2 separate regions of the Mus musculus genome follow, and region 1 is linked to region 2. The links are chromatin loops, found by intact Hi-C in ENCODE. Cell type or tissue: left cerebral cortex. All regions are shown on one strand.

Region 1 (2,500 bases), 66 kb after region 2:
TTAGGAAATTCAAAGAGAGGACAGGGAGTTAGTGCTGTTGCCTTGGTAACACACTGTCACGTTATAACGAGGCTCAGTGGTAGCAGGAAGCCTGGCTTAAAGGAGTACAAAACATATCGATTCTCCGGGTATCCTGAGGAGACACACCAGGAAAGCTGGCTGGTCCATCAGAAAGACAGCGGGTGAGGTAGTTAGGAAGCTAGGAAGTGGGGCGGACCAAGCCAGTCCAGTGCTCAGTAACCCTGGTGGCTGGGAACCACTGAGTTGTGTCTGAGACAGCTCAGGGTTTCAAGGCTGGCACAGAAAGGTTGGGTCTGCCTGACACGGTAGCCCTTGGACCTACACCTTTCCAGACAGGAAAGCCTTGTGTCCAGAGAGTTGCATGAGGTGTGGCAACCTGGAGGACCCTGCTTCCACCCCAACACAGAAACTGAGCCAAGCAACAAAAGTACAAGGTTAGAGGAGGGGCAGGAGTGAAACACTGGAGGCCGGAGGAAGGAGGAACTGAGCACACTAGCTGCTAGCCTTCAACACAGGTGACGGTCCAAATGAGCATGTAGGATGCCATCTCCATAGATCTTTCCCCGTGATGACGAACTCCAGGGTAGCCAGTGACGTTGGCTCTGCGTAATTATGTCCTGGCTTTATATTCAGCTAAAGTGTAATGCGGTTGGCCTCTGTGTCTGCAGGTCCCCAAGTCCACAGATGGAAAATAGCTTGCAGGAATGGGAGGCTGCAGAAGTGAGCTAGATGATACATTATAATAACTGTTTATACAGTTTTACATTACACTGAGTATTAGCAACAATCTAGAGGCGATTTGACTGGAAGTATGTGGGAGGAAATACAAGTATTATGCATCAATTAATTTTTTTTTTTAAAATTCACAAATTAAAATAAGACTAGAGAGACTCAACTGTTAAGAGCAGTTCTACTCTTTCAGAGGCCTGGGGTTAGGCTCCCAGCAACCTTCCCAGGTGGCGTACAACCACCCATAAGTCTTAGAGATCTGACACCCTCTTCTGGTCTCCAATGGGTACTTCCATGCTCTCCTGCACAGACACATATTATTACAAATAATACAAATAAAAATTTAAAATTAAAATAAACAAAACCAGAAACATTGATTAAAATAAGCAAGGAAATAAACTATCCAAGAAAAATGTGTCCATGTTGTAGACACAGCACACCATTGTGCCACGGGACGCAGTTTCCAGACTGAATGGCCAAGTGACAATCTCACTCTCTTCTCCTGTTTCAAGCCATCCCTGAGTGCCAGGCAGGGCTGTGTTTGGCCCTCACCAGTGTCTTTGCTCCACTAGGTTGGCACAGAGTGGCGAACTGACCATCACTCTATTGACAGGGATGGGAGGGACACCTAGGGATGACCAGCGAGAATCACAGCAGCTCCTGAGAAGCAGACTTGGATCAGAAGCCAGGCTAGGTGGCTGTAAAGACAACAAATTCTCAATTATCTGTTTATATGCATGAGAGAATGAACATGCAGGGACTGAGTGCTACCTCAGTGGTCCCAGGGGTGGGCTTTCTTGATGTTTTCTTCATTGTATTACATGTTTTTTTTTTAAAGTCGTACAATAAATGACTATGTTTGGGTTTGGGGAAGGAGGAGTGTGTGTGTGTGTGTGTGTGTGTGTGTGTGTGTGTTTGTGTGTGTGTGTGTGTGTGTGTGTGTGTGTGTTTCTGTGACAGAACTCAGGGCCCTGTGCATGCTCTATCATTGAGGTACAGCTCTATACAATGTAAGTAACTTAAAAAAAAAAACAGTTTTATCCAACACTAATGCCGACTCCACAACTTTCTCCCATTCACAGTACTCGCTGTTCTTCCAGGAGACCTGTGTTCAGTTCTCAGTGCCCACACCAGGGGGATCACAGTCACCTGTGTGACTCCAGCTCCAGGGGAACCAGTACCCTTTTCTAGCCTCTGTGGGGACTCTCATACATGGTACACACATTCACACTCACTCACACACACAGACACACACATTCATGCACACATACACATAAATTAAAATAAACCTGAAGTGATCAAGTCAAAGGTTTGGGGTCTATTAAATTATTGTATTTTTATTGGGACAAGAATATATCCAATATGTAAAATTTTAAGTGTCCAATTTAGCAACACAAGTAAGTCACCAATCTGTCTAGTCATTCCCTCCCTCCATCTTCAAAATCTTTCTCATTCAAAACCTCAAACCTGACTTTGCTCTCAGTAATCATTCCTTACTCTTCTCCCTTTAGTCCTGGTAATGTCTAATCTCTCTCCTGTCCTGTGTGTGTGTGCAAGTGTGCATGAGTGTGTGCCTGTGCACACATGCTTGCATGCATGCATTTGTTTGTGCACATGTACATGTGTGTTTGCGAGTGTGGATGTGGACATGTATGTATGTGTATGTGCATGCTTATGTGTGCATGTATACATGCATGTGTTTGCACGTGTGCATGTACGTGTGTCTGTGTGTGTGTGTGTGTGTGTGTGT
Region 2 (2,500 bases):
CAGGGGTAGAGGAATTGACAACAAGCTCAAGGGGTAAGGGATTTATATAGACACACAAACCACAAACACCTGGCACTGGGCTATAGAAAGGCAAAAACCACAAACACCTGGCATCCTGGAACAATGGGGCTATTTTGGACACAGGTCTAGGGGCTTAAATAATTTTTTACTCTCTGTCAGGATCTTTTAGTCATATAGAAAAGCAGACAATGGCATGAAGCAGACCCTAATGAAAGTTCAGGAAGCAAGCGGGGTTGGGGGTGGGGGTGAGGAGTCCTTTTTGGGTCTCAGAGGAAAGGGGAAGGTTCCAAGATACAAGCCTGTAGCTAGCTGTCCCTGATTCCTGGGCAGCTGGGAGGAGGGGGCAAATCCCAGGGAAGGAGTGAAAAGGTGGAAGGGATATCTGGTTGAGAGGTAGCTGGTGTGAGTGGGGGATGTGCTGCCCTTTGATAACCAGAGCCTGGCTGCCTGGTCTGTGGGCTTCCTTAGGGGGAAATAGTGTCTGTCACTCCCTGACATCAGACTAGGAAGGCTCTCTCTCTCTCTCTCTCTCTCTCTCTCTCTCTCTCGCTCGCTCGCTCGCTCTGGCTCTGGCTCTGGCTCTTGATCTCTCTCACTCTTTCTCTTTCCCTCCTCCCCTCCCCCTGCTGCTCTCCTCTCCTCCTGCTCTCCCCCTCTCCCTTTTCCTCCCTCTCCCTGTAGCAATAAGAATCCCAGAATCAACTGAGGATGGAGACAGGGAGGGCTGAACTTGAGCAGTCTCTGGTCTGATGTTCTAACATAAGCCATGTGTACTAAGCCACTGTGATTAAATGTTGTCTTCAGTGGTGACATTGATGACCCTCTTACCTGCTCTGCAGCAGTGGGAGGCTGTAGTCTTGAAGGCGTGGCACCTGGTATAGAATACAGAGCAGGTTCCAGGAACTACATACAGGAAAACATCTGCCACATGTAAACAGACCAGGATGTTTGTGACATCCCTGTACTGTCGTGGGGTTGGGGTCATTGATATTCATCTGAAATTATGCTCATAAACAGACAAAAACAAAGGTGCTGGCTTTTCCACCTAAATACACAGCTTCCCAGCAAAAGTCCTCCTTGGGGGTATCAGGCTGCCAACTCCTGACAGCCTCATCCTGGGCATAACTGTCTGGAGAAGTGGGGCAGCCTCTTAGGATGACCTCAGATCTGAGGAGTGACATCTGCCCAGCATGTGTCCTTGCACCTGAGGTAGGAACAAGACAAAAACCTCAGTGCAAAAGTAAAAATAGCAGACCATAGCAATCCAGGGCATGGTGCGGGCTATAATTATAGACATGGAGGCGGTTCCTTCTGAAGCCTACTGGAGGGCCAGGGGGAGTAGGCTGGTGTGTGGGGGTGATGATGCAGAGGAGGGGAGGCCTGGCCTCAGAATCTCCTGACTTCAGAGTGCCCAAGAGACAGGCTAGCAGAAGGCCACAGGACGAATGGACAGCAAGAACACAGGCTACAGCAATTCTGCAAAGTGCTTAAAAACACTCGTCCTCTGACCTGCAAGACACTGTCCAAGATACAAAACCTTGGCTGTGTAAGGGAACAAAATTGCATTGGATTTTTGGTAAAAATAGCAAGAGTAATTTTGTTCAGGCTCTGGCAGCAGATCGGAGAGTGTGGTGTGGGACTGAGATCCACTCAAATGCAGGACAGTAACAAGTGCCCAGAGTGAGAGCAGACTGGGGGAGGGGAAGCTACCGAGGAATAAGCCTGCCCCTGCTAAAGGTGAGCTACTGTTTGGGATGACAGCCGATAGAAGTCAAAGAGTGGCTGGAACCAGAAACCAAGGGTGGAGGAGTCACAGCAGGGCATGATTGTGAATGGCCAAGGTACAGGTCTAGCTCAAGTAGCTCGGAGGAGCCTGACTGAGTTAAGCCTTTCCAGGGTCGTCTCCACCATGGCCTGGCCCAGGGATAAGGTATTCTGCAACTACAGACGAGGGAGCTGATGGAAGGGGCAAGCAGCTTTTGCCAGGATCCTGTCCCTATGCAGTGCTGGTCCCTGGCCTTGCACCTGAGTCCTGGGTGAGCTTGGGTACCTTACTTTCTGTCTTAGTTACTTTTCTCACTGCTTTGATGAGTCAGCCAACAAGAACAACTTAAGAAAGGAACGGTTTGTTTTGGCTCATGGGTTGAGGTTCATCCAAGATGATGGAGGTGTCCCCAAGTTTGGTCTGTTGCTATGAATTGCAATGCTAAATACTGGCCTCCAAGGTCTACTTGCCCCCCAGGATGAGGAAATCACATACACTAAGTGATGCTATGTAACCTTGCTCCTTAATTTAAAACTATCTGTTGAATAAAGATGCCTACAACCAATAGTTGGGCATAAGGGAGGTAAAAGGAGTTTCAATTCTTGAGCTTGTGGTCTAAGGTGGGACCACCACAAGGGGGAAGAGAAGAATGTGGAGAGAGGAGAGGATGCCATGGGGTAGGTGAATCATGAAAACATGGCCATGAGGGCTGGG

What was found. A loop is a pair of places that touch in the nucleus more often than their neighbours do. Peaks named below come from ENCODE experiments on the same cell type or tissue, not always from the same donor. Only the 100,000 strongest peaks of a DNase experiment are listed, where the experiment ranks them.
Region 1: a loop joins it to region 2, with 2.1 times the contacts of the local background. A loop is called at or near these places in 2 of 42 quality-filtered maps.

The regions. Positions count from the first base shown.
Region 1 is chr2:28,188,697-28,191,196 of GRCm38, forward strand. No RefSeq gene overlaps it. Among named protein-coding and RNA genes, the nearest start is that of Olfm1, 16 kb to the right of the region's middle. In left cerebral cortex, a CTCF peak has its summit at 1,027 (motif pointing left); a DNase peak (open chromatin) is centred at 49.
Region 2 is chr2:28,122,855-28,125,354 of GRCm38, forward strand. All of the region lies in intron 5 of F730016J06Rik (a long non-coding RNA gene), which reads left to right. Among named protein-coding and RNA genes, the nearest start is that of F730016J06Rik, 29 kb to the left of the region's middle. In left cerebral cortex, no CTCF peak of the experiment used is centred here; DNase peaks (open chromatin) are centred at 1,340, 1,627 and 2,059; H3K27ac peaks cover 1,413 bases.